Linked DNA regions of Homo sapiens: regions 1, 2 and 3 are each linked to region 4. A link is a loop called in an ENCODE intact Hi-C map of the cell type or tissue named here. Cell type or tissue: Caco-2. All regions are shown on one strand. Region 1 has its middle 45 kb from the start of MIR4693. Region 2 has its middle 170 kb from the start of MIR4693. Region 3 has its middle 91 kb from the start of PDGFD. Region 4 overlaps PDGFD (platelet derived growth factor D).

Region 1 (8,000 bases), 120 kb before region 4:
ATTAGAGATAAGAATAACTTAACAATGAAACTCTTGGTTCATCTGTTCTTCCAGTGCTTTTGTGTTCAGCTTAACATCTTCTAAACAGACATTTAAAAATGATTATTTTCTTCTAGTAAAAATTATAACATGTTCATTTTAGAAATTTTGAAAAAAAGCCATAGAAAAGTATAATAAAAATTCTAATTCCACCATCAAACATAATAACCACCATTTGTATTTATATTTACATATGTCCAGTATTTTTTTAAAAGCACAGGCACATATAGTTGTAAAAAATGGAAGGAATAGTGTTCACCTCATTTTGTTTCAGTAGTTTACTTGTTTTAGCAGCTTAGAATTTAGGTATTTATACAAAAAAATTTTCTAGATATTCATTTTTACATAGTTGAAAGAAAATATATTTTTAATTGAAGAATAATTTTCAGACCATACAATGTACCCACTTTAAGTTTTCAAATTATATGCCCATGTAACCACCATCAGGACCAAAATAAAAAGCATTCCCATCACTTCGAAAAGTTGCCTTGTGTCCAGTTCTAATGTCTACTTTGTTTCAGGCAACCACTGTTCTTTTTTCCACTATAGATTGGATTTGTCATTTTTAGAGTTTTACATAAGTGGAGTCACACCATGTATACTCTTTTGTGTCTAGCATCTTTCATTCAGCATAAATTTTCACACACTTATAACCATATACAACCACACTTGCATATATTTTTTAATTTGCTTTTATTTTACAAATATATTATGAACATTTTCCATATCATTAATTAGTCTCTTAAAATTAAATTTTCATTGACTAATTGTAACTTGTTTTAGGGATATACCACAATTTATCTCATAAATAAGATCTTATTGTTAATTGTTGGTGTTGTCTCAATGGTTTGCTTTCATAATCAAGAATAATTATTCTGGACTACACATGTTTGTGTGCATTACCTAATTTCTTTGGGATAAATTTCTATTTAAAAAAAGTTAAAAGTCTCACAAATTTTAATATGTACTGTGCCTATTTAATCTTCCACAAACATTATATACAAATTTATGAGGAACAATAGCATTTCAAAGGTGAAAGGGAACCTGGAGAAAAATATGGTTCAGTGGTCCTTAACCAGTGGGGTGGACATGCCTATGGAGCTCTTTTGAAATTCACCTGCAGTTATTCTAACTTGGTATTTATGAAGCTCAAGTAGCTGCTCTTTTTGTTTTTAGTTCTGCAGATGATTCTGTTGCACACTACACTGTAAGAATCACCTCAGTTTCACAGATGAAGAAGCTGAGCCACGAAAGGCTAATTAACACCTCCTGATTCCTTATACTCTTGTCACTTTGCCAGGGAGAGCCTTTGTCTACATTGATTACCCATCATCTGGAAAATGACAATAATGACCACCACCACTCCCCTCAGAAATCACAACTAACCATCTAGGTCCTCCGTTGGTGGACCTGTAAGCTAGAACAGCACTTTAAGTGATGGAGTTAGGACCACTTCAGAAAAGTCTTCATGTGAAAGGGACCCCAGACAATTGAAGAGAGGCCTAATTCAGAAATCTACTTAGAAGGTCCTCCCAAAAACTGAAGCAGACCTTTGTTGTTGTTGTTTAACCAGGCCAGATCTTAGGGGTAAACAATAGATTTACAGTGACAATAAACAGACATGCAAACACACACACACACACACACACACACACACACACACACACACAGAAGTTCCTTGACTTTGTCCCCACTCACTCTATAGCCACTCCAGCCTATTCTCAACCCCCAACTCTATCTCTTCAAATTCCTCTCAGAGGAGACTGAGAAGGAAAGAACTGTTTCTCCTGAGTGAAGGAGGGCATCCTTTACCTACCCTATTGGGTCTGTTGTTTCTTTTTCTCTTCTGTGGTCCACCTCCCAGAAGTGATGCTGGCTGTTTCTGCCATCTCCCACCATGGCTGTGGAGAAGCTACTGAAGGAAAATATCTTCTACAGCTTCTTCTCCTTCCAGACCCAGACTGCCACAGCTTGCAGTTCAGTCTATTACATTCATTTCTTAACTTCTCCAGGTTCCCACGGTCACCCTGGGGTGGGGCAAATGCTTTCATATGATTACCATTACAGGGGCTGCAAAGCAATGCTCCATTGAGCTGTCAATGTCTGACGGAAGCTTTAGTGAGTCAATTCTTCAAGATTTTTTCCACTCTTGATTGCAGTCCCTAATCTTGTGACTCAGACGTGAGTCCAGAGAGACATCTTGTTAATCTGTATTCTTTTCCTTTAGGATAAGTTCTTTCTCAGGAGTGTTGATGTAGATAATTCCCCATGGAAACAGACAGTTGGTCCACCCTTCTCAAGAGTTCCCAGGTATGCCTACCTCCTGGAGAGAACCCAGTGTGACTATCCAGATAGGATTCCTATTTAAGCCTACCTGGGCATCCTAAATATATTATTCAGAACACCATTAATTCCCCAAATCACGGTGTTTCACAGGGCAAGGAATCAAGATTCAGATGCAAATTATTACAAAGCCAAAGAAAAATAACTCTGGTGAGGGCCTTTAAGCTTTAGCAAATAAGAATTTATAGAAAGAAAAGTTCAAGTCAAATCATACAGGGCTCCTAAAGCACTTTTTAACACCTATAATGCAGTAATTTTTTTCACACACAAATCCCCAGAAGTTAGTTTAAAAGGAAATATCTTTATAAATTATGAAAGTAGGTTTGGGGGAGGCAACTTTCCCAACTCACAAATTCTTGTGCGCAAAAATGTTGCTCTCTCTGTTTTTCTAAAATTGGACTTAATTTCTACCTTGAATTCTATTTCTGCAGACTTCTCTAGGGTGATACACTACTCAGTGTTTTCTCAGTCATTTAAAATTTAAACTCAGCCAGATTAAATAACTCCTCCCTATCCCAGCAGCAGACTCAAACTAAAACATTATAGCATTGGTAGGAAGAGGAAGTAACCAGCTTCTGTAATATTTTATTCCAAATCCTTATAACTCCCACTTAGATCAAAGCTTTTGAACTTACAATTAAGAATATACAGTTTTGGAGTTTGGAGTATCCTCGCCACTCCACCATGGGACAAAGTCATCCTTATGTCTCTTAGCTAAGTGCAGAGACTGTTGTAGGATTAAAGCAAACAGAGGATACATTTCATGTTTTTTGTGGTATTTCTGTCACGTATCACCCCACTAGATAGGCCAGATCAAGGCCATATGAAGGCAAAATGAGGAAGAGTAAGCAAGGCTATAAGCATTGGCCATGGCCTTTCCTGTAGCCACTCGTCCTGTGACCCCTTGGGGAAAAGATTGAGGTTTCTGCTGGCTCTCCCAGAGGTTCATATGGGTGGGAGACTCTGTGTTCTGCTGTCACTGGCTTCTTTCAGGAGCGGAGGCCTGCTTTGTCTAGTACACTTTCTCCCCACTACACTTTCTCCTCCACAACTACACTACACTTTCTCCTCCACAACTCTCCCTGCTTCTCTCATTGGCCACATCATGTTCCCTCATTATCTCTAACCTCAGTCCAACTCTTTGCTTCCCCTCCTTCTGCAACAAGATTCCCATATATCCAATTCTGTATTTTCTAAATGTTATTATTATTTAATAGGTTTTAATTCTATAACCCTCCTTCTGTCTGACTTTTGAGTATATTTCCATGTTTCCCACATTATTTCTTCCGTGTGTGGTCTCTCTGAGAAAGAATGATATTGGGATGCATCCTGCAGTTGGCAGTCGATATATCTCTCTCTTCCATTAGATGATGAGTTCCTTAAAGGTAGGGACCATATATGACTCATCTCAGCACTCTCTACAGAGCTGAACACATAGTAGGTGTTCAATACACGTTTAGTGAATACTTAATGAATGCATCCTGTCTGCTAATAAAGAACTCCAAACATCCTCTGAAAACAATCACCTGGGCCGGGCACGGTGGCTCAGGCTCATGCCTCTAATCTCAGCACTTTGGGAGGCCGAGGCGGGAAGATCACGAGGTCAGGAATTTGAAATCAGCCTGGCCAATATGGTGAAACCCCGTCTCTAGTAAAAATACAAAAATTAGCCAGGCGTGGTGGCACATGCCTGTAATCCCAGCTACTTGGGAGGGTGGGGCAAGAGAATTGCTTGAACCTGGGAGGCAGAGGTTGCAGTGAGCCGAGATCGCGCCACTGCACTCCAGCCTGGGTGACAGAGCAAGACTCCGTCTCAGAAACAACAACAACAACAACAACAAAAACCCAGTCATCTGCTTGTAGTGCATATACTCAAGGTGAAAACCACAGGCAATTTGCAGTCATCTAAATAATTTATCATTAATTCCTGATTTGCTAGTACAAGAATATATTGTTTATTTTTTTTTCCTAAGCAATGATTTAAAGCCTGTAGATCAAGAGACTTTGGAGTCCTACACTAACAGTCAGCTTCCTTGCTCGAGTGTGTGAAAGGCTACTGATTTCCTAATATCACAACAGAGCCTCAACAATAATACTGTTTCCTAAGAGCCTCAACAACAATACTATTTCCTAAGCTACACTCCAGTTTTTTCCCTCTATTTTCTGGGATTGAACTACATAACAGGTATTATGAATTAAATTCACTGCTTGCTGTGCACCTATTACCATATACACAGAAGTCAAAATACAGAAAATAGTAGCATATGACAGTCTCTCAGTCCTTTACCCAATGTTTACAATGTGATTTGATTGAAAGAATTCTAAGCACTTTGTGGGTTTATAGATCCCTTTAAAATTCTTTGAGTTATGCATTAACCTTGACTTAAAGCTGAATACACTAACATTTGTTTTCTGAGCAATTTATCCAGTGTTGGATATGGTAGGTAGCACAGAAAGAAACAGTATCTAAATTCTTTTATTTGCAACCTATAACATTCTGTTTGTCTGATTATGTTGTGTTTTGAAAGGCACTTGTACTGATAAAGCTTGTAGTAGTACTTACCAAAATGAATTAAAAATAGGCTTAAGCCAAAGTTCCAAATACAGTTTATTTTAGAAGACAGAAGGACAACTAGACTCTCACCATCTCCAAAATTATAAAAAAAAACTATGAGTTATTGCAAATACTTAGAAGTCATGTTTTTCACTGTGTTTTGCTTTTCACATTTTAATATTCACTGAAACACTACTAGTTCACTTATTCTTACTCCTTGAAATAACAAAGAGCTGTGACTCAGTGCCAAACCGAAACTAACGTCAACATTAACTGATGCAGTCTTGTTAAGTAAGCTTAGCAAAATATCTGTATTCCAAATGTTAATAAATACCAACTGGCCTTTACTAGGGTAAAGTTAGAGATAATAATGTTACATATTAATGACTTTCTTCCACTAATGAATAGAAGCTATTCTCACTAACTAAATAGCATCACTTGGAACTGGAATTTTAGTTGAATGTTTAATAATTTTGAGATTAAGTCAAGAAAACGAACAGAAACAATTGATATTTGTGGGGCCATTGATAATTCTGAAGTTTTCCCAATAGTCAGCCCTCAAAAATGCAGTCTCATAATTCACAATATCTGACTTGACTGTCAGGACTTGTCTAATTTGGCCATGCCAGCTGGCAAGGATATTAGCCTCTTCTCCCGGAACATCACAAGCCACTTGGATGTAGTAGAATTCAGTGGTTTGAAGCCCCGGCTTTAATTCTAGCTCATCATTTTATTATCTATGTGGTCCTCAGCAAGTTGCTTAATTTCTCTGAGCATCATTTTTCTAACTTGTAAAATGGGGTTCAGAATATTTGTCCTTATATAAGAATTAATATAAATGAAGTGCTTAGTGTGGAAATAATTACTGCTCAATAAATAATATCTAGTAAGCAGATTTTTATTGAGGATAAATACTCAGGATGTGATTCTCATTCTGTATTATTTAGAGTCAAATGTGACAATGTTTGGTGTCAGCATGAAAAACCAAGAGTAATGTAAATATTCGGTGAATGATTTGACAATAGTCATGGTTGAGAAGACAAGATTAGTAGCAGAAGAGGGACAACAGACGTGGAAAGCTATAAAGAAAAAGTGTTTTTTTTTATATCTAAGAAGATTTTAATCTAGAAATCTTTATGAGGGGACAATCTTATTGTGCCAGAAGAACAAGTATTTATTGGGAATGTTTATATGCAAACCCAGATGCCATAAGAGACATAGTGAAATTTATTCAGTAAGTATTTATTGTGTGTCTACTATGTCTGGGACTGTTCTACATACTGAAGTAGGAGCAGTGAATAACCAAGTCAAATTCTCAGCCCCTGTGGAGTTTACATTCTGGTGTAGGAAATACAAAGATAGTATTCCTTTTTTCAAGGCATTTACTATTTCTGTAAGGAGACATGAGCCTTTGCATTAAAAGAGTATAAAATAACAATAATAACAATAATTGCAACAAATGACACGAAAATATCCCTAGGAGACTGAGTGGAGTAGTGGAAGGAATTCAGGTTTCAGCAACCAAGAAATCTGAGCTCTAATCTAAGTCCTGACGGCGCCTTTGGACCTTGGGACAGTATAGCATTTTATTCAAGTACCATACTCTCTTCTGTAAAATGAGCACAATAATAGTTACTTTATAAAGCTGTTCTAATGACTAAATGTGATTACATGTGTAAATCCCTTTATAGAGTAGCACAGATACATGAATATCCTTACTGAGAAGGACAGTTGATTGATGCCTCAAAAGACGGCAGGATTTGGCTAGACAGAGAAGAGAAAGAGCATTCTAGGCCAAGAAAAGAGCTTGATGAAGGACACAAATTTGGAGTTGCATACAGAGTATTTGGAAGAAAGTGAGTGGGATAATTTGGCTACAGTAGAGAGTTCACATAGATAAGTAGGTAGAGAAACAACTCAAATAATAGGTGGTTCTTAGATGACTCACAAAGGAATTTCTGAGAGTTAGAATAGCTCTCATGCATATGTAGACACTGAAACACAGTGTAATTAAGTGAATTACCCAAGGTTATATCATTAACAGTGAAAGTAGAATCCCAATATCCATCTGGCTCTTTGTCTCCTTGATGGCCTGGCCAGTGGTTAAGACCATGTATTATCAATCTCCTTGTCAATTCATATTTGAACACTCATAGTCTGTTAGGCAGTTTTTATAATATACAGCAAATATTCTAACCAGCCCTCTAGTTTAAGTATTGCATTTATGGCAAGAAAAAGCAATTCTGAAACAACCAAGGGGAATGAAAAACAAGCGGCTATTTCTCAAAAATGAGATGGTGCTTTGCAAAAATGAACTAACTTTATGATGCCATCTGGAAAATGCTTTTGTATTCCCGATACAGTGCACTGAGCATAACTTAAAGTTGACTAACTAGCTCTGAAATGCTCTCTTCTGTTTCCTCACATATGGATGTAGCCTACAGGAATAAGCGTTATTAGTCCTTGGACAGGACATCTGGTGTGACTTCTCAGCAATAAGGTGTACAATTCTTGGGTGAATTTCAACAGAGCACATCAGCCTAACTTTGGAAACTTTTCAGGGTTGAGCCAGTCCATGGTGATTGACCTTTTTCAGAAAGAAACTAGGCTTCCAAACCAAACTCTAATCATGGAGATTCTGTCTTCCTTCTATCCCTCCTTTCCTCCTTCTCTTCCTTCCTTCTAACATTTAAAGTCTTAATTCTGACATTACACACAGTGTAATGCACAGTGGTATACTTAGACAGAATTAAGACTTTCAAATGAAATTGAACCCTAAGATGTTATATCATAGTCAGACCTCTTGGCGCTTAGGGTGGCAGATGTTCCTCACAGTTTCTTCCAAAGTAGCAACAGTCTTTTTGCATAATTTATTGTAATTGGATATTGGAATTATGAACAGAGAAATTCTTCTCTTCTTTAAAAATTAGTAATAGAACCTAATTGTAACACCAGTAGCTTTAGAATCTCTTAAAGGAAAAAACCTTCATTAATTTGCTAAGAGATTAAGCTGAAGCTAACTTTGCTTTATAAAAAAGTTGCCAATAAAATAGCCTAATACTTG
Region 2 (8,000 bases), 240 kb before region 4:
CAAGGTAAATAACTCCATTTGGAAATTACAATGGTACAAATATAGTGAAGTTAAGCTATGGGTCTTACTCTGACCAGGGTTATGTTGACAAAAAATTATGCTTTTAAAAGCATTGCTGTTGAAAAGAAGGCCATAGTAGCAGAGGAGTCTGCTTTTATATAAAGAAGAGAACATTAGATTTGCAGTCAGATGACCTAACATCTTTGTTCGGGACCTTCAATTAGTAACTTATTTTTTCCAAGTTTCATTTTCCAGTGTACAGGATTGGTGCGAAATAAAATTTAAAAAGTATTTGAACATATTCTGTGAAGTTCTATGCCAGTATGGAGTTATACATGGGCTATCTTAATTGGTTTAAATATATCTCTCTAATATATGGCTTCAAAAACTTCAGCCAACTGAGATTGATTTCATATGATTTTTTAAACATATAATTTTATTGAGGTGTAGTTAACATACAGTAAACCATACATATTTGCTGTAAAGTATACAATTTGCTAACTTTTGAGACATAGACACATCCATTAAATCATTGCACCATCACTACACATCCGTTATCCCCAAAGTTTCCCATGCCCATTTATAGCAGGGATCTCCTTTTTAGCACCTCCCTCATATTCTTAGATTTGGAAAGTTTGTATTGTATGCTGGTTCCAGCACCTTTGATTTTCTAAATTATGTTACTTTGTCCTGTGTTTTTTAATTTGCCACAGATCAAATAATGACACTGTTATTCATAATGTCATAATAATTTGTCTCTCTCTGCCATAGAAGTTCCAGACAATGAGTTTTATCCTTTTCAGTGTTGACAGGGGTCCTATGGTAATTATGCAGGTGACTTCTCTCAAAGGACATTTAATAGAAAACGGGATGATGCTGAGCATGTGAAGATAGAATTGACAGAGACCTTAGTACATCCTCTCATGTTTTACTCTCTAGATGTAAAGATGCTTCTTTATGTTAGAAGCAAAGAATGATGGTTGATTATAATTTCTAAAATCACCCTGCTAATTTTAAGAGGGAATAATAACCACTAACTGGAAAAGCCTTATTTTTTTTTTTATTTTTTTTGAGACAGAGTCTTGCTCTGTCGCCCAGGCTGGAGTGCCACTGGAGTGCAGTGGCGCAATCTCGGCTCACTGCAACCTCTGCCTCCTGAGTTCAAGCGATTCTTCTGCCTCAGCCTCCCGAGTAGCTGGGACTACAGGCGTGTGCCACCATGCCCGGCTAATTTTTGTATCTTTTTTAGTAGAGAAGGGGTTTCACCATATTGGCCAGGCTTGTCTAGAACTCCTGATCTCGTGATCCACCCACCTTGGCCTCCCAAAGTGCTGGGATTACAGGCATGAGCTACCGTGCCCAGCCTTATCTTTAAAAAAATGTCAATTTGAGCATTATGAAGGGAAATACAAATTCAGCAATAAGATCATATTTATTAAGTTATGAACCCTAATGTTTTATGGGAGTTTCCTTAATTCATAGGCTACTTATGTTAGAGTAGTCAAAAACCTGGGCTTTGGAATCGCATAGATCTGAGTCTTACTAGTGCTAGTGCAAGCCTGGGCCAGTGACTTAATTTTTGTGAGCCTTGATCTGTTCACCTGTAAGATGAGGATACTAACAGCACCTATGTCATAGAACTGTTGCAAAAATTAAATTGGTTGATGTGTGCAGGCCTAGCTCAGGACGCAGAGCAATCATTTCATACATGTTATGAAGATGAAGATGATTATCTCACTGTAAAATGTATATCAGCATACAGCAAATATATACGAGATTTTAGTCTAAAGGACTTTCATTAATTAATCAAATATTTATTGGTACCTACTATGTCCCAGTTCCTTTCTAGTCATGGATGACTAAAAGCACTCAGATTCTTTCATCTCAGGGCTATGCTCTGGTGCTACAAAGGCCTCAGAATTTGTCCTCGTTCCCTATAAGACCATAAGTGGTTTCCCATGGGGAACTTTTTGGGCAGTGTATAGATAGCTCAGAGGAAACTGAGAGTCTTCATGCTTTAGCCTGAATTTGTTTTATCTATCATCCCTTTCCCTGTGTAGTCTATGTATTATTTATTCCAAATAGGAATTTCATCAATACCAATCACATTTAGAGGCAATTTTCACACCTAAGCTGGGCCATTCTGTATGAATGAAGGAATGCAATTAAAAGTCCAGAGCCAAAACTCACCTAAAATAGCTGTTGAAGTAGTGTAAAGTGTTGTAAATCTTTCAAGCCCCTGCTCCTGGATGGTTTGGGGGACACAGGGAGGAAGAACCAACTGAGCACTTGATCTGATCTTTGGAGAGAAGACAATTATTGCTTATGGTTAAAAGAGATGATATGAGTGTGAAAAGGGACCCCAAAAACCACACCCACACATTGGATGGACAATTTTAGTCTTATCCTACATCTTCAAGGTCAGGCTGCCCCAGAGCCTGGGTTTTTGGAGGACATTTGTGGCTCATGTGTACTGAACCCCAAGCAATTGAATAATAATGATCTCACAACCCCCAAGCAAGGCACTTAAAAATTATTATTTACTTATTTTTAGAGAAAAGGTTTTGTTCTGCTGTCCAGGCTGGAGTGCAATGGTGCGATCATAGCTCACTGATCAAACTCCTGGGCTCAAGTAGTACTCTTTGCTCAGCCTCCCAAGCAGCTGGGACTACAAGTGCATGCCACCATGCCCTGCTATAAGTTTTTAGTCCTGAGGTAGCAGCTCTTAAGCTTAGCTGCTGCAGATTAGAAAGCTGAAAATAACCAGAGAGGAAGAGTGTTTGAGTCTAGACTGTGTTTTCTTCTCAGCCTCTAGTTAGAGATGTCTTTCCTTCCCTTTCCTCATTCCCTGCTAAGCAGGAGACTTTCAGTGGGATTCAGAGATTCATTCAGCTAAAATAACTGACAAGTATTTACTGGCCACCTAACAGAGTTTGGGCTCCAGAGATACAGTCATAGGAAAAAACAGAGCTGGCAATGTAGAGTGAGGAGACATCTGTGAAACTACAGATCTAAGTTTCAGATTATATCAATGCTTTAAAAGAAAGGCAGACGTCTTCAAAGAACACACAATAAAGGAAGCTAAACTTAGCCAAGGATCAGAGGAGGCTTCCAGGAGGAAATGACATGTGAACTGATATATAAAGAATAAATAATAATAGCTGACATTTATTCAGGTTTACTATGTGTCCAATATCATTCTAAGTGGTTTATAGGTATTGCCATGTAATCCTCACACAGCATCTTGAGGTGATACACATATGTACATCATGTGTGCATGGGTATGTGTATGTATATACGTTTACATGTGTGTGTGTATAAATGAATAGATAGATGACCTCTCCAAACCCCCAGGTCTGGTCCTCGACTCTGAAGGTGTAGCCAATCAACTATGTCCATGCTCTCAGCTGGGTGGGTCCCATCCCTCAGGGAAAATCTGGTAGTTCTAGTTAGGAGTTCCACATTTTGTACTTTCTGTGCTGTGAGTCTTTGCGCAATTGGAATTAGAAACAGAGATGATAAGAGTAACAGTGGAAAACAGAAATTACCTTTTCAGCTCTGTTTATTTCAGGCTAGAAGCAACCAGAGACTCTTTACAATTTGAGTATTAAGAATCTCAGCAAACAGCCACATTAATGTAAGAAATAGACAAAAAAAACTTGAATCAAGACCTAAAACCAGTATGGCAAAGAGATTCTGGAATAATACCAGGATGAAGACATTACCAAGACATTCCTAGCTAAGGCAACTCCCAGTACTCAAGTGAGGGGAAACTGGTGGTTAAAACTAGGCCTAGACCCTGGTGCTAATTTTCTACCCAAACCTTTAACTTGACATATAGACAGATGTATGACCTAGTGACGTTTAGTAAATGGCCTCAAGTTTATTTTTTAGATGGGATTAATTCCTCTCAATCAATCTTTTCAGCAGCGTGAGTGAGGCCTGAGAGGCACACACAGTCATTAGGACTGTGACCACCCCACCAGATGCTCCAGCAGGCAGCCTGGAAGATACCACCCGTCATGCGCTCACATGTGTCCTTTTCAGCACGAGTAGCACAGTACTGAGCACTAAGCATTTGGTGGTTCTTTATATTTAGACCACCAAATCGTGGGAAATGACTGTAACACGGAAAGAGCCTTTCTAATGGCATTGCACCATACAAATGTTCAGTGTGATTATTATAATCTCCACCAACAGAGTTGCTGTGTAATGCTGAAATGATTGTAGAACATTCCTATAGAAAAACCCTCTTACCTCGGAGCCTCTTTTCACCCCTCCTCCATCCCTGGCAGGCTATTTATGTGGTAATGTTATCTTTTGAAACTCTAATGCGCAGCAGTCCAGGTCGATCAAGCCACCTTTTAGCTTTTGCCGATTTGCTTTGAAGTTGACACCAAGGTCAGATGTTATTGTTATTGCACAGACTCAACACCAGGGGGTGATCACAGCACATCACACTAATTACCACTGCCAGACAAAGCTGAGTGCTAATCTCAGGCAGTGCACCCAGAGCAAGAAGCACGGAAGGAGCTGGGCTCACAGAAACTCTGGTCAGTAGAAGGCACAACATGCAAAGAGGCTTTTTAGTGGCACCACATGGTACAAACGTTCACTACGATTATTATAACCTCAGTGGAGCTGCTGTTTAATGCAAAAGGAGAGAACATGCCATCTCATGACTAAACAATTGCATAGGAAGCAGAATGCAGACAGTTGTCCTGCCTGTTGCCCCACAGTGCTGGGTGATTTAAAGGTGCCATTGAAACCCGATGGATGTTCCTGTCTTGGTAGCATGCAGCCTCACACACCAACTCTGTGCTCAACTAATGTATAAATCCCTACAGCTCCTCAAGTGCCAAGAATTCTTCAGGCCAGTGGTATTTGTAACTATTGTGACTCTCCAATTCTTGGAAATACTCTCATGGCAAAGCACCTCTTAAAAGAAATGTGAGAGGAGGAAATTCAGTTCAATTCTCCAGAAACTGCTCAGTGGCTGCATGAAGCACTGTTTGTGATTGCTTTTTAATGTTCAAGATGCAAGTGGCTGCTCCTTTGGGGCTGTATTTTTCCATTAGAAAACACTAATCTCCCTCCTCCTACTCCTCTGAGAGTCTAAAACAAATGTGTTTTAGCTCGTTTTCTGTTTCTCCTTCATCTGCAAACCATTGAGAACGTCACATGTTCTAGGATCCTATGATAGTGTTAGAGGCAAAGATATATGGCTCAATATTTTCAGTGAAAGTTCATGAAAGTTGATTTCTTTTTATATTAGGTTAAAGAAGCCCTAAATAAAGCATACATATGTCTCGAAAAGCACTTCATTAAGGGGGCTACTGGGATGGAAATGAACCATACATTCCTTTTTTTTTCTTTTTTATTTAAACTTTTTGTTCAATTTTGATACATATTGAAATGTGTACAAATCATGAGTGTACATCTCTGAAATTTCATAAAGTGAACACACCCATATAACCACCACCTACATTAAGAAACAGACCAGCACCCCAGCAGTCTTGGGCTGCAGTGTAAATTTACAATTCACTTATTATTTATGGGAAAATGTTGCATTCTTCAGTCTATATCATACTATGATTTGAACACATTTCCTTAGTACAGTCATATGTTATTTCTAGAGGTGTGGGACTGTGAACAAGAGTATCAGCATCACTGGAGACTCCATCAAAACTGTGAATTCTCGGATCTCACCCCTAACCTACTGAATCACAAATTCTGGTGGCAGGGCTCAGCTATTGGTGTTTTCACAAGGCTTTCTGGTGACTCAGATATACACTAGAGCTTTAGAAACTTTTTTCTTAGTGTCCACTGTTTAGCCTCAAAATTGCAACTGTGTTCTATGTTTCCTGGGTTGTAACATGTTACATTAGAATAGCGGTGATAAGACCTAATTGCTTATTTCCTTTATCCCTAACCTTTAAAATATACGTATCAGCTGTATTGAGGTATGATTCACATACAACAAAAGACCATTTTTAACGTGAAATTCAATGGGTTGTGACAAATGTTTACCATTGCTTCCCTTTCTACCCATTTCCATCTCATAGTCTCCCCAAACTTTATCAAAATTGTTGGCCTACTTATGTCTCTTCTATAACCTGCGAGCAGAATTCTCGAGGACAAAACTGCTCTATTCATCATTGAGTTCCTATCCCTTGAATGGACACAAATAAGAGGCTTCACAAATATTTGCTGAACCAATGAGTGAATAAAACTATGTACATAAAAATAACCCATCAAGAAGACTAGCTGGGTTGTAGGATGTGGGAAATAGGTGAGTCTACAAATCCTGCATAAATTTGAGGTCTGAAGTGGAGATAATTAGACGAGTGGTGTAATAACATGCTGACAGCAGTGGATTTTCCTCTCGGACCACCTGCATGTGTGGCAGACACGTTCGCTGCCCTGTCTGCATTCCCTCAGTCCATCCTGGAGGTCACCTCTGGTCAGTTCCCTTTCAGGCTGAAATGTTTCCTGTGTCTTTCTGCTTCAGGGAATTTGATGGACATCTAGTGTCTTAGTCCACAAGTGGGACAGGTCAGAAGCGTGGAAAAGTTAAAACTACAGAAGGAATTCCTGACCAACGAGGGTCGTTTTTGGTGGATAACTGCCTCGCTTCCTCGTCCATGTGGGGGACAGTTCTGAGGTGTGCTCCACACACTTTCTCAGCAGTTCCTACTGGGTTGCAGCCCCAGTTACTTACACATTAAATCCCCTTCTTTGGCTTTCCTTCCTTCCCAGCCTCTCCTCTCTGCTTCTTCATAGTACTGCCTGGGTTCTCCTCCTCAAAAACCTGCTTGTACTCAAATCTTTGATGCAGGGTCTGCTTTTGAGAGAACCTAAACTAAGGATCTGCTTTTGAGAGAATCTAAACCCAAACCCTTAAATTTGCCTCTTTCTCACTTTGTGACCTTGAGTAATTTAGTTCCATTTCTGGCATTGTCTATTTGTTCATTTATAAGATAGGGATAATATTACTTATGTTTTAGGATTGTTGTATAAAATCCTATTCAGTACCTGTAATGTTATAGGTATTTAGGAGTTAACAACTATTTTAGCTATCATACACATCTGACTTCCCTAACTAAGATTTTCCAAAAGAGATGACCCCACGGAGTTAACCCTATAACAGTGCAATTCTTAAAGCATTAGAGGGTTACATGGATGAAAGAACGTCTGAGAGCCAGCTCCTCCACTTTCTCTGATAGTACTCTGGGCTCTGCATGCTCTGAAATTCCTGTTTCCCTTCTGGGAAAATCTGGAATTTCACAGAGACAGAGAAAGTCTTTCACTGTCTTACATGGGCTCTCAGGGAATTAGTTCAACAAATACTTACTGAATGCCATTATAGGGGAAGTGCTGTTTTAAGTAGTAAGAAACAGCAGTGCATAAATCAAGTCCCTGCTTTCAAGGAGCTTATATTCCAGGGGTGAGAATTTGGATCATTAAGAAATAATGAAACAAATATATGATAACGAGAAAAAACCCAGGAAATGCAGAATAAAGAGGATAGTTATGAAGCAAGTATCATTCTAATACCCAAACTAGGAAAGGACATAACCAAAAGAGAAAACTACAGACCAAAATCCCTGATGAGCATAGATGCAAAAATCCTCAACAAAATACTAGCTAACTGAATCCAACGGCATCTCAAAAAGATAATCCACCATGATCAAGTGGGTTTCATGCCAGGCATGCAGGGATGGTTTAACATATGCAAGTCAATAAATGTGATACACCACATAAACAGATTTGAAAACAAAAATCACACAATCATCTCAATAGATGCAGAAAAAGAATTGGCAAAATCCAAATCTCTTTATGAGTAAAACCCTCAGTAAAATCAACATAGAAGGGACACACCTTAAGATAATAAAAGCCATCTATGACAAACTCACATTATACTGAATGGGGAAAAGTTGAAAGCATTCCCCCTGAGAACTGGAACAATATAAGGAGGCCCACTTTTACCACTTCTGTTC
Region 3 (8,000 bases), 330 kb after region 4:
ATTTTCTTAATCCAGTCTATCATTGTTGGACATTTGGGTTGGTTCCAAGTCTTTGCTATTGTGAATAGTGCCACAATAAACATACGTGTGCATGTGTCTTTATAGCAGCATGATTTATAGTCCTTTGGGTATATACCCAGTAATGGGATGGCTGGGTCAAATGGTATTTCTAGTTCTAGATCCCTGAGGAATCGCCACACTGACTTCCACAATGGTTGAACTAGTTTACAGCCTCACCAATAGTGTAAAAGTGTTCCTATTTCTCCACATCCTCTCCAGCACCTGTTGTTTCCTGACTTTTTAATGATTGCCATTCTAACTGGTGTGAGATGATATCTCATTGTGGTTTTGATTTGCATTTCTCTGATGGCCAGCGATGGTGAGCATTTTTTCATGTGTTTTTTGGCTGCATAAATGTCTTCTTTTGAGAAGTGTATGTTCATGCCCTTCACCCACTTTTTGATGGGGTTGTTTGTTTTTTTCTTGTAAATTTGTTTGAGTTCATTGTAGATTCTGGATATTAGCCCTTTGTCAGATGAGTAGGTTGCGAAGATTTTCTCCCATTTTGTGGGTTGCCTGTTCACTCTGATGGTAGTTTCTTTTGCTGTGCAGAAGCTATTTAGTTGAATTAGATCCCATTTGTCAATTTTGGCTTTTGTTGCCATTGCTTTTGGTGTTTTAGACATGAAGTCCTTGCCCATGCCTATGTCCTGAATGGTAATGCCTAGGTTTTCTTCTAGGGTTTTTATGGTTTTAGGTCTAACGTTTAAGTCTTTAATCCATCTTGAATTGATTTTTGTATAAGGTGTAAGGAAGGGATCCAGTTTCAGCTTTCTACATATGGCTAGCCAGTTTTCCCAGCACCATTTATTAAATAGGGAATCCTTTCCGCATTGCTTGTTTTTCTCAGGTTTGTCAAAGATCAGATAGTTGTAGATATGCGGCGTTATTTCTGAGGGCTCTGTTCTGTTCCATTGATCTATATCTCTGTTTTGGTACCAGTACCATGCTGTTTTGGTTACTGTAGCCTTGTAGTATAGTTTGAAGTCAGGTAGTGTGATGCCTCCAGCTTTGTTCTTTTGGCTTAGGATTGACTTGGCGATGCGGGCTTGCACCCGATCTCGTTTGATCTCGGAAGCTAAGCAGGGTTGGGCCTGGTTAGTACTTGGATGGGAAACTTCGACTTTTTCATCACACTTACCATAATCTGTCAGCATACAGCTCCATTAGGGCAGGTGCCATAAATTAATATGAGTTATAAAATAAATGAATGAACACATATAGTGACTTATAATTGTAGTCTGTGAGTACACATATACTCTCATCCCCTAAAAGAGGCAAACGACACATTACTGATATTTATTGAGAGCCTTCTCTGGGTTCAAGACAGTTGTAGGGATATACAGACTAAAAAGTATTTTATCTTTTATGTTCTGATTTTGAATGCATGGGTGAGACAAAATAAATTGTAGCAAGCAATATAAAATTGCATAATTTAAGTACTGTAATTTTAGTTTGAGAATTCAGAGAAAGAGAGAGAAATCAATGAGAGCTGGTCCTCACTGAGAGCTTGATGGGATTCTAGGCATCTTCAGTACCTTAAAGCATGAGTGTATTTTTGTCTTCTTGTATTTGAGTACTCAGAAATTTGAAGAGAATTGGGACTGTCACTCTATTTTAAGAAATAGTCTTATTTAATAGGCCAAGGTCCTTTACATGTATGTGTAAAGTAAATCTCAGAGATAGTTTAAGATACACAATCCACTACTACCATGTGCCTTGCTGAAGTAATTTGAAACCCATGTGGTTTAGTTTTGTGATGGTGCTGTCTTCACAGATGATACAAATGATAAGTTTTGATGCTGTCAGTCTATGTCCAGGCTTTACAATGGAAACTATGGTTACTACCTGGTCCCTGCATTTGCAAAGGAGTGCTTAGCATTTGGTATACGACTAACAGCAAGTTCTAGATTTTAGCTCCTTTTAACCTTCTAGTCAAACTAAGCCTTTGATAACCCATTTTACTGAAATAACCAATGCCTACATTATCAATTTTAAATTATGAAAAAATACTTAGAGCAATAAGTTCAATGGCAGCTTTTGACCAATAACACATAAACTTTCTTTTACCTATGTTGGAAATAATTTCTGTCTCAATAAAAAACAATATCAAAGTATCTTGCCAGAATTATTCAATACTAGGTAGAGGTTTTTGGAACCAGTTATTTCTTGCAAATGTATTATTTAAAATGTGTATATTTTTATATTCATGCTAAGTTAGAGTAGCCTCCAACTGAACCAAACTGACTTAAAATCAATTAATTATTCACTGCGAGCTATAATGTTTTAAAAAAGTCACAGATGCAAATTAGACAATTTGGTTCATGATAAACTAAGATACTTCACTTGCTGAAAAACCTATTTCTTCATATAATTCTATGGATTTTGTATTTGATGTGCTTCCACATTTTTAACACTGCTTTGCCATGCCTTTGTGGACTGCGATGTTGTTTTCTCTCATTCAGAGACCTGAAAAACTAATTAACTCATTTGAACTGGATGACTAAAGTGCAAAAGTAATCTGTCACAACTAAAAACATAAATTCAATGTTTTTTCCCATCACAGTCTAGTGCACTTTTTTCTGTAATGCAGTATAATCAAAAGATTATGAACTTTGAGGTCAGACCAGAGAGCAAATCCTGACTGTCACATATTTCCTATATGACCATCAAGTGACTTCACTTCTCTGAGTTTCAATTGCATTGTCTATACAACAACAAAGAGTTAAAAAAGAATAAGACCTATTATGAAGGCTATATTGAGATTGTAAGAGCTTGGAACATATGAGGCACTCTTCCTGGAATGTTTCCCAGCCCCTCTCTTCTTCAAAATCAACTCCAGGATTATCTAACCACAATGATATAATGCAAAGGGTTTTCGGACTGGGAGCAGTTTTTGTCCCTGCTCTGTCACTAACTCAGTCTTTAATCTCAAGCAAGTACATAAGTACATTCGGAATTTCAGTTGCTTAGTGCATCAGTAACAGCCCAGGCCTCTCAGCTCCATAGTCACCCTTCATTGTCCGGCTTCACCAATAGAGGGCGCTGGAAGGACACTGGAGGAGAGAGGGGCTCTTCCTGGTTTGGGGTGTGCTCATTACTAGCTGACTCCCGGAGGGCAGGCTGGCACCTTCCAGTGGAAGACTTCTCAGACCCGGGAGGATAGATTCCAGCGAGGTCCACCACGCAGCACCTCCACAGAAGTCCCTGTCATCCAAGGCCTACACCTACATCCTTTCCAACAATGTCTGGGCTCTTCCAGATTGGCGACTTCATTGAACACTCTGCTTTGGTCCTCGAGGTGCGACTGCTCCCTTTATTTCTTGCTTTCCTGTTCTTCAGAGTTCTGAATGCTATTCCCCCCACCCCAGTAGGTAATTCACTTATATTGTAAATATTTCTTTATATTAAACATTGTTTAACTTCTATCTCTTGGTTAATACTCTTAGGAAATAATTAGGTTACATGGAATCATCAATAAGTTTTTAAAAAGTAATTTTAATCTCTGATATTCAATGAGATTTAATAGAATATGCTCTTGGCTGTTCTTGGAGAAGTGTGCCTCATGGATGTATCCTTAGGCATAAGTTATTTTGTTGTGTTGCCAGGGAGTAATGTGAGAAGTAATTAGTTACATCCCCAAGAGCACTTACTATGGTAGGGATGCTACACTATAGATAAAAAAAATATATCATTGGACCCAACATGCAGAGAACAATCCAAAAGGTGATACACCAATGTGTAATCTGTGCAAACAATAATCCAAATGTAAATGAACAGCAGGTTATTTGATCATTGCATGCAGAATCCAATTAAGAGTGAGGTATGGTATAAAGACCCAAAAACGAACGGAATGAGGTAAGAAGTAGAGATATATGGATTAGAATCAAAGATGGTTTTGCTTGAGAATCAGACCAGTTGACTTAGACCAATAGTTCTCAAACAATGATAGTTGTAATTATCATCTGAGGAATATCTGCATTAACAAATGTGTCCAAATTTTAACCCAGACTGACTGAACCATCATATCTGGGGTTGGGAATTAGCCTATGAATTTTCAGAAACTCTCTACATATTTCTGACGTATTATTTCCTCCTCATCCCCACGAGTTAATTAATAAATAAAAAACTGTTCATGGAGAACATATTATGTGCAAGAGACAGTGCTAGGTACTGAGCAGTATAACAAGCTCATAAAAAAGACTTTGTGCTCAAGGAGTTTGTTGTCTATTGGAAAAGCAAGAAAAGTAGACTTTTAAGTAATACACAACTCCTTCAAGTATGTGTCAGCCATTATGCTAAGCATTTTATTTACATATCTCCTTTAGTCTTGAAAATCCAGTAAGGTAGGTAAAATTACTAAAATTACTTATAGATAAGGAAACTGAAGCTCAGAGGTTAGGTGATATTTTTTCCTCTTAAAGAGACATACAAAGCATTATTAGAGTATAAATGAGGAAGAAAGAAAGTTCTTTATGAACAAGGGGCCACTGAGGCTTGAACACTAATATTTTTGAGTTCTCAAATTTTGTCTTCTAAGGAATGGAAAAATTATTTGAAACTGTGATTCTTGTTTATTTCTCTCTTTTTAACTAATTGAAGATTTTATTTTACTTAATTAGTATTCTGGAACTCTTCTTGATTTTTTTCTTTTCCTTAAATATAGACACAGACCAAAGATTAAAAACCTATACGGAGTTTTGGCGGCATTGCAGATAATTTAAATGGCTAAAGGAGGTTGGGTGTAAACCAGAGTGAGCGGGAGATGGGAATGGGATAGGACTCTGTGTAGAAAGTGTAGTCTTGGTTGAACAATATTCATATTTAAATATATTTTAAAATGAATTTTAAATGGGACAAGGAGACTATACAAACTATCTAGTAGCATATCCCAAGTTCTCAAGCCTGTCTAACTGCAAAGGGATGTTTACAGAGCTTCATTTAAGGTATCTGCTTTCCAACATTGAAATCAATTTTTGTTTTCACTTTAAATTCCGGTGGGTTTCTATTGTATTGCATGCTTCTGTGATAGACTCTGCAGTAGGGAGAGGGAGTGAGATGTAGCATTGGGGTGGGATGGAATCAGAACTGTATGAAGATCCATGAAACCTGAATTTGATCTGGGTGCTCCACTTTACGGAGGATTTTCTCATCTCAACTTATTCACACAACCACTAGGTGGGGAAGAAGATATTAAAACACAGTTCTTCATGACTCCACTCCTATATCCTTTACACTAAATGAAGATGAGGCAATTTATGAAAAGTTATTTGTAGATTGAAGAAAGTCAAACAAAAACAAGTGACAAATTAAAAAAATACCAATATGCTTAAGATAGTGGAAGCAAAAAGGCACAGAGAGCTGAGAGAAGGCATAATGACTGTGCAGAAATCAGGAAAAGCTTCAGGGAGCTTATGGCCTTTGAGATGGACCTTGATGGGTGAATACGCTCCGATAGGTGGAGTTTGGATAAAATTATAGGCAGAATAAACAGAATTAAACAAAGGGATTAAAGAAGAGATATCTAGGCCATATTCAAGGAATAGAAATTGGTACACTTTATTTGAAACTTACAGTAGGTATCAGGAAGATAAGACAAAGACATATAGGTGACTTGGAGTCAAAATACGGATTGAGGAGTTTGTGAACAGGTGTACAAACATGGCTAGATCTACTCTTTCAGAAAGGCAATCAAGTAATGGTGTCACTATATTGGAGCATTGAGAGAGTGCCCTAGGTGTGAGTTGAGGGGTCTGATGGGTGTGTGTGCATGTGTGTGTAACAGTGGGGCTGAAGAGACCCTCCAATAGACACATGAGAAGCAAAATCCCTGAGATTTACCTGCAATATTTTGAGCTGCATAATTAAGAGCAAACTAAACTTCATTAACCAGAAGTCAAAAAACAAAACAAAACAAAAAACATCTATTTGAGGAGCCGAGGAGGAGACTGAGAGAGAGGAGTTGATGTGATATTTTTGCTCACATTTCATTGGAAATACCCGTTGTAGAGATTGTTTCAGGGAGCTGAAAATGTCTATCCGGGGTTTGGGGAGGGGTAAGGCTAGAGGAATGGATTTAGGAGTCTTTAGTACGAAGGAATTGACTACAATCCCCATAGGCTGTGAAACTGTCAAATGAAAACTGTAAAAAAGAGGAGAAGGGCAATCATCAAACTTTGAGAATGAATATATTTAGAGATACAGAGGGGGCAGCAGAGCTGGAAAGGACAGCGAGATCAGTAGTCTTGGAGTAGGAGGCATGGACAGTGCGAAGTTAATGAAGATGAGGGAGGAGAGGGATTTGTGTTGAGACATAGGACCAGCTGTTTCATTCCCTGATATTTGAAAATGCAGTTTTAGCAATTGTGGAGGTGGAAACCAGACTGCAAGGGATTATGTTTTAATTGGATGGTGAGGAATCAAAGGCTGGGAGAAGAGCATGATCTTTTAATAATTCTGGGCATGAAATGTAGGGGGACAGAGCAAAATATTGCATCATTTGCAATTTCTAGGAAGATATTTTTAAGATAGGAGTGATACGGGTATGTTCAGGGACAGAAGGTGCTTGGTAATAAATATTTTGATGTGAAAATGGCTAATGCAAGAATTCCAGTGGGAGATATAATACTGGATTTAGAAAGGAGCTGTCTGCAGAGGGAGAAGTAAGCTTTGTGCTCAAATCACTTTTTTTTTTTTTTTCTGACTCCGGAGAGCAGTTTGTGTCCGCCTGGGCAACTTTATTTTTTAAATAGTTGGATTGTTTGGAGAACATTCTCTGTCTTTTTCTCATGCTCTTTCAACCTTTCAACTAAGAAAACACACACACACACACACACACACACACACACACACACACACACACAGAGTGAGGGAGTGGCTCCGAATGTAAAATAATCCAGTATGTCCAAAAGATCCCACTATCCCCCCAGGTAGCTGGGCACCTTATGAGCTGATGTCTGATTCTCAGAAACGTTACAGCAGAGGGCATTCATCAGGAAATTGAGTTCAAGTAATAGCATGGTCACCTTACCCAGAGGACACTTGCCAGAAATTAAAGAAAAAAATGCCTCGTGGGCAAACTCATTGCTAATTATATCTTGAAAGTGCTTGAAAATGCAACCTCAGTGGATGCAGAGCGATGAATCAGTGTTTTACTCAATATAGTTTGTCCTTCATCATCCAGGCTTCAGATAATTTAGAGAAAACACCAAAAATTCCTTCCCAATCATTCTGAACATGATGAACATGGTGTCCTATGGGGTACTTGATGTGGCCCTGGAATTATGACTGACAGTATACCTTTATACAGATCAAAGAAACATCCCTGATTATGATGGGAGACATGAAATTACAGCCAATTATCTTCAGGTCAGTATAGTGACACTAATTGTTGGGAATAGATAACAGAGTAAACTATTGCATTGTTTAAAATATTTGAGTTTCCTGGAGTTTGCCCTGTTAGCTAACTCTATGAGTAAAAGTAAAGTCTATGGGTTAACTAGAGGTAGCTCTGTTCTAAGGACTTACCCTAGACCAGTGAGCGCTCTCTCACTCTCATTCATTCTCTCTCTCTCTCTCTCTGTGTGTGTGTGTGTGTGTGTGTGTGTGTGTGTGTGTAACATTTACTCGATTAAAATGTGGCATAAGTTTCTTTTGGTCCATGTTTCCAGTTTCCTTAAATGGGTCTCTGTTGTGGAGGTAGTAAAAGATTGGCCTGTACAGCAGAGAAAAGGTGGTGGGCAATATTCCAAAGAGAATTCCAGTGCATATTCCATCACTGTTTTTTTTTTTGTTTTGTATTTTTCTTTTTAGGAAATCACTCATCATACGGGCATGCTGTCATGAACTAGTGTCCACTGTCAACTTGAGTCTTCCTTTTCACTTGGGAATATTTGGATGATGCTTCCCAGATAAGGAAACTGAATGAAAGCCAATAATGA
Region 4 (8,000 bases):
TGAATTAATTATAGGAGCTGAAGGGCACTTGTTAATAGGTACCCTCACACAACACTTTCTTATTTTCTGAGCTATGATTCACAGCTGGAAGCACACAACCAGAAATAACAAATCCACTGGCGGGCAACCAGCATTTCTTAACACCTATGGGTGCAAATGGGGATCTTGACTCCTCTCCACTCTGGAAAACCACACAAAGCCAGGGAAACTTGACGTCTACTAAATGGAGTGTGACTGAGCCAATTGGTGGGTTTCATACCACCATACAAAATCAAAGATGCTCAGTTTTGCAAATTACCTCATCACAAAAGATATTTAACTACAGTTACTCACCTTGTTGCCAATAAACGTCTGAATAAATCTTCACCATAAAGCTATTTACACTAATAAAACAATACCAGGCAGAAAAGCTATCTGCTGAGTCTGGTTCTTGTTTATTGAGAATATAAAAAAAGGCTGTTAAGGCCTTGTAACAGTTCTCAAATTAATGGCTGACTTAGGAACACAAGTACGTATTTCAGGACAAATGCATTATATAAACCCAAATCATTAAGAGTTTAAGATTCTTCCTTTTTTTTTTTTTTTTTTTTTTTGAGATGGAGTTTCAGTCTTCTTGCCCAGGCTAGAGTGCAATGGTGTGATCCCGGGTCACTGCAACCTCCACCTCCCGGGTTCAAGTGATTCTCCTGCCTCAGCCTCCCAAGTAGCTGGGACTACAGGCACGTGCCACCACGCCTGGCTAATTTTTGTATTTTTAGTAGAGATGGGGTTTCCCCACGTTGGCCAGGCTGGTCTTGAACTCCTGACCTCAGGTGATCTGCCTGCCTCAGCCTCCCAAAATGCTGGGATTACAGGCATGAGCCACTGCGCCCGGTCTCTTCCTAACTTCTAAACCAGGCTGTTTTCAGCACACACAGTTTCTCAAGGAAAAAAAAAAGCTTCTCTTTTGATCTCTTTCATGCTTATAGCCTTTATAAAAAATGTACACAGAGTCAATATTTTTAAGGGATGCTAGTGAATTATTCTGAAACCTAAGTGACTACAAGCAAAAATATCTTGAGAAGGGATAACATATTATTTCCTCCCTGAGTAATTACTCAACCTGCAGGCAATAATCACAGCAGTGGCTGGCATTGTAACAGAAGGACTGATATCAAGTCCCAAGACACAGTACTCAGTTAAAAAGACATAAATGACAAACAGCTCAACAGTGTTATATTAAGAAGTTAAGCTTGAAGGTGACAAAAAGCTGGGTTATAGTGGGAGTTTATAACATGCTCATGAATTTTGAAAATGCAATCATGATATCTGTGCATATTTACTTCAAATAGATGCGTTCTGTGAGACTCTAGGGTTACTATGAGGTGTACTCAGTTGCAGTTTTAACTTTACAGAACTAAATAGTTAAATGATTTTGACAGCACCTTAGAGGATTATTGACTACATGTTCAGCCTACCAATTGCAGAAAACATAATGGAAAGCCTGGGTGGGCACTACATTTCAGAGCATGGCATTAGCATTGGGTATCACTCATGACACAGATGGGCCTTGTCTGCTTGGGGAGTACCTTGCCCCATGTGGCAAGTTTGCCGCTTTGGCAGGAAGGCCTGATGTGAAGCTAGATTGAGAAGGGAGAAGGTGTGCAGTTTGTAATACTTAAACAAGGAGTTCACTAACTTGTAAGTGAGTCATCAGGGAAGAAATGTAATCAGAACTGAGAAAGCCAGACCAGGCTCTCATCTAATTCCACCCACATCTGTCTTGTACTTTATAGTCTTCAGATGCCTTCATTCACCCAGTATCCCCAGGTGGTAAGAAGCACATGTGTTATCATTGCCATTGTCAAGATGAGTGAATTAACTTTTTTATAAGCAGTCTATAAACATTTACTGTTCTGGATCATATCTTTATTCTTTTTGCATTTACCTAGCATTTCAACCACCAATTTGTTTTTATTCCTTACACAATTTCATTAAGATTTTGGGGGCAGGATAAAGTGTAACAACAGATAATGAATATGATGTAATTTCAGGTTTGCCTGGGAACTCAAAATTGTAGGTTATTATGGGGATTAAGTGAGGAAACCTGAGGCCCTGGGAAGTTTTAAGTGGCTGGTCCTCAGTTGCCCCTCCATGTGGCAAAGCTGGAACCAGAACCCACATCTTTTCTAGTCCTGCAAGTTTTCTGCTCTATTGCCCTCTCTTGGTAGGAAAACATCACAGACCATGAGGCTTCACTTAAAGGTGGAGAAAGGACAAGAGGCAGAGAGACTCCACAAGTTCTAGCTATGAGGTTTCCAAAAAAATAACAGAAAAGAGATTTTCTTGACTTTTATTATGGTTAGGTATAATCATGACCCAAAAACTCCCTCCCTATTGCTAGAGAAGGAAAACTCCTTGCGCGAAATTTATTTTCTGTTTCTTTGGTCTCAATTTGAAAATTTAGGTACTTTTTTTTCAATAACAGACGTTTCAAACATGTAAAAACAAAGTACTATTCTTTTACCTCAAATCTGAAGGTCAACAGTGTATTACTCTAACCTCATATTTCATGTATAAATACAGATGCTCGTTGACTTATGATGGGGCTATATCCTGATAAACCCATTGGAGGTTAAAAATATTTTAAGTTGAAAATGCATTAATACCCCCCCATAAACCCACTGAAAAGTAAAAAAAAAAAAAATCTAAATCTAACCATCATTGAGGATAATCTGTACCAATTTATTAATACATCTCCTAACTCTTAAACTGTGATAAAATGCAAATGTTTAATACAAAATTCTACCTTAGAACAAGAAGAAGTCATTTTTTTTTCATTTTGTCTAGATGTCTAAGTGATTCTAGATGCTATAAATGTGCCAGAATCAGAGATAGGTATAGGCTTGTGCCATTCAACAAGGTAGTCACGGCCTTGTGTGGTAATTTAAATTTCAATTAGTTAAAACTAAATAAAATTAAAAATTTAGTTTCTATTTGTGCTACACACATTTCAAGTGCCCAACAGCCACATGTTGCTAGTGACTACCATATGGAACATTGCAAATATAGGTTATTCCTATCACTACAGGAAGATCTATTAGACAGTGCAGGTGGTTAGGTCAAGCATCCTGAGAAAATTATGAGAGGAAGAACAGAGGAAATTAACATCTATCTTTATCTCTTTGATGCTTCCTATGTTTTTGGCTGTTGACTAAATGGATACAGCCAGGGCACCAAATCATGAAAAACAGTTGAGTAATAATTTAATAGGTCACTATACTTTTAGGAAATATCCTCTTCCTTCATTATACACTATCAAGAGAAGAGAACTGAAATAATAGTTTCTTCTAATTGTCTACACAATACGTTTTTCTGGAATCCTCCCTTTAACAAAAATCACTACCCAAATTATCTTTTATATTCTATGATGGGGTTCAGGACACTGTACTCCCAAATGTTTTAAGCTGAAGGAATTTGAGAAAACAAGAAAAGCAGAAAGATCACTCTGACCTTCCCCTCACCCTCCATCCTGAAGGAAGTCATAAAACCTAGGATTTTCTGACCTTCCCATGTAGCAAGTCATAAGACCCTCATGCGAGAGGTGCCCCTGTTATACCCAGAAGAAAGAAGAATTCCCCCCCGCCTTTTTGTTTGAGATGTGGTCTTACTCTGTCACCCAGGCTAGAGTGCAGTTGCATGATCATGTTCTGCTGCAACCTTGAACTCCTGGGCTCAAGCAATTCTCCTGCCTCAGCCTCCCAAGTAGCTCAGACCACAGACACATCCTCCACACTTGGCTACTTAAAAATAATTCCTTTTTTTTATTATTTATTTATTTTTTTTTTAGAGATGGGGGGGTCTCGCTATGTTGACCCGGTTGATCTTGAACTCATAGCCTCAAGGGATCATCCCACCTTGGCCTCTCAAAGTGCTGAGATTACAGGCATGAGCCACTGCTCCTGGCCTAAGAATCCTTATCTCCAAAGACAAAGGTAGAACAAATAAGAATCTGAACAAACAGGCCTTGCTAATTTTCCCCAGTTTATTACCATTAGATCATACTCTGCCCTATCATATTTCTCCACAACTATCCACACTTTATCAAACTTACTGTAAAAAATTATCAGGTTGAACCACTTTTTTGGGTCTTCCTTACCAAGGCCTCTGTGTCACGTAAAACATATTCAATAAATGAGTACACTTTTCCTTTGTTATTCTGTCTTTTGTTATAGTGGCCTCAGCCATGAACCTAGGAAGGGTGGAAGAAAAGGTATTTTTCCTACTCTATATCTAGTATATTCCAAGAAGCATAGAATGATTGTTTAGAAAGAGGAAAAATACTTCAACAGGGTACCTACAAACTTTTGAGAGCAAGAAATAATAAAGACAGTCACATTTTACTGCACAGTGAAAACCGCTCAAAACCCTACAGGACAACTAATATGACCTGTGAAAAAAGCAATATTAGCTTCGTTAGAAGCTTTCCAGTTTCCCAGATTTAAATTCCTTAAGGTTGAGCACTGAAATATTTGTGGAGAATCACACAAGCCTGTTATGTGACAAGGTCTCATTACCCCCTTAAGGGTGCTCATCTTTCACAGAAACTCATTTCACATCTCATCAGTTGCAACCATGAGCTGGGGAAACTGGTTTCTCATTTCTCAGAGGTAAGAATACAGACACAGAATTCAGAATAAAGGACTAGAATTTTTCCCTAATGAGACTAGGCTCAAGCAACCCCCACTTCTGGAAATGGAATAAGCCTTTTGCTGTTTCCCACAGGGCACTTGACAGTGATAATTGTGACACATCTCAAAGGTATTTCAGGAGTCTCAGGGGCATATGACAGGAGTGTTTGTTCCAGGTAAGCAGTTACTGGCTGGTGATGGATGTTTATTTTTCCTTTCATCCAGCACTTGACAGAGTGATTTTATAGAGCTTTGCAGAGTTCTAGAAGTAAAAATATTAGGACACATGTCTTAAAGAGATGCTTTAGATACAGTTTCAAAGGATGCCAATGTTTCAAATCCACTCATGCGACTGAACAAAGAGATCAAGAGTTTTCCCCTCTACACATTAACTGAGAACAGAAATTTGCAAGTAATGGTTATTGTGTAGAGAGATAAGAAAGGAACTAAGAGGAGGAGGGTAGCCAGGCCTTCAGTGTTCTTCAAAACTAACTGGCTGGGAGGCAAGGGTCTTTGGGGGTCTATGGTTCACTCTGCTCTTCCCACAATAAGTAATTTTTTAAATCAAGCTAAAAATTCTATCTGAGCATAGAGTCAAGATAAAAATAAAGCACTCCACAAATACATCAAAGTCCTGACCTTGAATGTTCTTCCTCACAGTTACTACTAGGTAGAGACCTTGTCACTTCCTAGATTATTTTAACTATAACCTGATTACTGCATTCTGCATTTATCCTTGGGGTATGATTAAAGGTTATAAAATTCAGGTTCTTAGAAGTGAAGGACAACATCCAATCTAGAGTTCATCAGTTCATACAAAAATAAAACACAATGAACATAGATGATAGCATTCTCTAGATATGAGAACATTTTTTTTCCTTTGAAAACAGTGGGGTGGATCAAGCAATTCTTATGACTTAAGAAAATATGTTCCATGTAGGGCTAAAATAGTGTTTCCCTGTCTGAAGTAAGTATGGTCATGGTGGAACAATTTCCTACATTTTCCAAGTTGAAAATATCAATTATTACATACTCATTTTTGCTTAATCCAGAAGTTACCTCCTAACTTACTACGATTTTTGTGTTGTTTTCAGAATAGAAATCAAAACCAAAACACCACCACCACCACAAAAGCCTCCAAAAAACAGTTTTACAAAGCTGGAGATTTTGTTTAGAGAGAACTACCTATTCCTTTGTTGTGGTGGACACTTTTTAAAAATTATTATTATACTTTAAGTTGTGGGATACTTGTGCAGAACGTGCAGGTTTGTTACGTAGGTATACACGTGCCATGGTGGTTTGCTGCACCCTTTAACCCATCACCTACATTAGGTATTTCTCCTAATGCTATCCCTCCCCCAACCCCCAACCCACCGACAGCCCCCAGTGTGTGATGTTCCCTTCCCTGTGTCCCTGTGTTCAACTCTCACTTATGAGTGAGAACATGTGGTGGTTGGTTTTCTGTTCCTGTGTTAGTTTGCTGAGAATGATGGTTTCTAGCTTCATCCGTGTCTCTGCAAAGGACGTGAACTCATCCTTTTTTAAGGCTGCAAAGTATTCCATGGTGTATATGTGCCACATTTTCTTTATCCAGTCTATCACTGATGGGCATTTGGGTTGGTTCCAAGTCTTTGCTATTGTGAATAGTGCTGCAATAAACATATGTGTGCATGTGTCTTTATAGCAGAATGATCTATAATCATTTGGGTATATACCCAGTAATGGGATTGCTGTGGACACTGATGGAGAGCAACTCAAACAGTAATTCCTAACAATGATGTTTGCTTCATATTTTAGTTTATATTTTAAAACATATTTCTGCATGATGTTTAACATCTTGCAAAATATATTTCATATGCATTATTTTATTTGACCCTCAGAGCAACTCTGGAAGGGGTTATCTGATATATTAATTTTTCAGTCCTATTTAAATATGTGAAAACTGAGTCAAAACTTTAGTGACTTGCATGTGTTTCCACAATAATAAAGTAATTAGAGCTGCTGCCTATGTCACGGAAGAGCTCTAACTCCTCTTCAGTCTACTCTCTCTCTCTCTCTCTATGTGTGTGTGTCTGTGTATATATATATATATATATACACAGACACACACACACATATATATATATATATATATGTAATTTTTTTTTTGAGATGGAGTTTCTTTTACCCAGGCTGGAGTGCAATGGCGCGATCTCAGCTCACTGCAACCTCCGCCTCCCGGGTTCAAGTGATTCTCCCGCCTCAGCCTCCTGAGTAGCTGGGATTACAGGTGCCTGCCATCACGCCTGGCTAATTTTTGTATTTTTAGTAGAGACGGGGTTTTGCCATGTTGGCCACGCTGTTCTTGAACTCCTGACCTCAGGTGATCCACCCACCTCGGCCTCCCAAAGTGCTAGGATTACAGGCGTGAGCCACTGCGCCCGGCCTATCTTTTATGCTCAATAAAGTGCTATATATTACTAGTGATAAGAAAAACCATAGACCCTGGAACCAGTGGATTGGAGTTGGAGTCCTGGCTCTGTGATTTACTGACCAGGCCATGCTGGCCAACTTACTGATCCTCTTAGGGCTCAGTTTACTCACCTATAAAAAAAGAATAAAAATAGTGACATTTTTACAATATTGTTGATGGGGTGCTAAATGAGCTAATGATTACTTACAATAGTTTTTGTCAAGCAATAAATGCCATTGTTACTATTATTAAGGTTATTGTGCTCTTTAAGTTTTTGTTCCTCCTATATTCTTTTACTTTTGTCTATTTTTGCATAATCCAAGAGCTGATTCCCTGAGTAGCACTTAATAATAGTTAAAATAAACTGAGCATTTCCGGTTGAAACATACTTCATATTTAGAAAATAAAAAGATCTTTGACAATTTATATTTTGCTATCTTTATTGTGCCAAATTTATTAAATGATATAATTGAATTAAGGTTTTGCTTATGAGATTGTGCCGTCATATCCTGTAAATGAATAACATCATATTTCTCTTTTTTTCTGTCTTTCTGCAAGTAGGTCAAGCTCTGAAATTACTGTATCACATATTTGATTATATATTCTAACAATGTTGATGTTGATCCACATGGTGTATTGTTCAAATTAGAAAAAACAGTGCCTTCGTCAGGATAGGATTAACCTGTCATCAGGACACTTGGCTTGGCAAACCTAGTGTGGGTAGAATTTCTGCTCCTAATCAAACCCTGGCTGGGTGCCCTTGTGCAGTGAACAACCTGAACAACTGTATGCAATGGCCCTGTCTTCCTGAATCCTATAGATTAAGCATTGCAACAAGAAATCTAAGAATGACATACCTCATGATACTTTTTCACGGT

The links. Hi-C counts contacts between places; a loop is a spot of excess contacts. Peaks named below come from ENCODE experiments on the same cell type or tissue, not always from the same donor. Only the 100,000 strongest peaks of a DNase experiment are listed, where the experiment ranks them.
Region 1: a loop joins it to region 4, with 9 times the contacts of the local background. A loop is called at or near these places in 2 of 110 quality-filtered maps.
Region 2: it touches region 4 in a loop (5-fold over the local background); 27 of 110 quality-filtered maps call a loop at or near these places.
Region 3: it touches region 4 in a loop (2.9-fold over the local background); 3 of 110 quality-filtered maps call a loop at or near these places.

Annotation. Positions count from the first base shown.
Region 1 is chr11:103,801,133-103,809,132 of GRCh38, forward strand. No RefSeq gene overlaps it. Among named protein-coding and RNA genes, the nearest start is that of MIR4693, 45 kb to the right of the region's middle. In Caco-2, no CTCF peak of the experiment used is centred here; a DNase peak (open chromatin) is centred at 4,039.
Region 2 is chr11:103,678,044-103,686,043 of GRCh38, forward strand. No RefSeq gene overlaps it. Among named protein-coding and RNA genes, the nearest start is that of MIR4693, 170 kb to the right of the region's middle. RefSeq lists an enhancer at 3,898-4,616. In Caco-2, CTCF peaks have their summits at 4,437 (motif pointing right) and 4,648; a DNase peak (open chromatin) is centred at 4,468.
Region 3 is chr11:104,251,472-104,259,471 of GRCh38, forward strand. It overlaps the pseudogene RNA5SP348. Among named protein-coding and RNA genes, the nearest start is that of PDGFD, 91 kb to the left of the region's middle. In Caco-2, CTCF peaks have their summits at 3,097 (motif pointing right) and 3,299; a DNase peak (open chromatin) is centred at 3,110.
Region 4 is chr11:103,918,933-103,926,932 of GRCh38, forward strand. PDGFD (platelet derived growth factor D) reads right to left here. Exons shown (of 7, transcript NM_025208.5): 6 at 7,980-8,000. Among named protein-coding and RNA genes, the nearest start is that of PDGFDDN, 16 kb to the left of the region's middle. In Caco-2, no CTCF peak of the experiment used is centred here; DNase peaks (open chromatin) are centred at 3,913 and 4,779.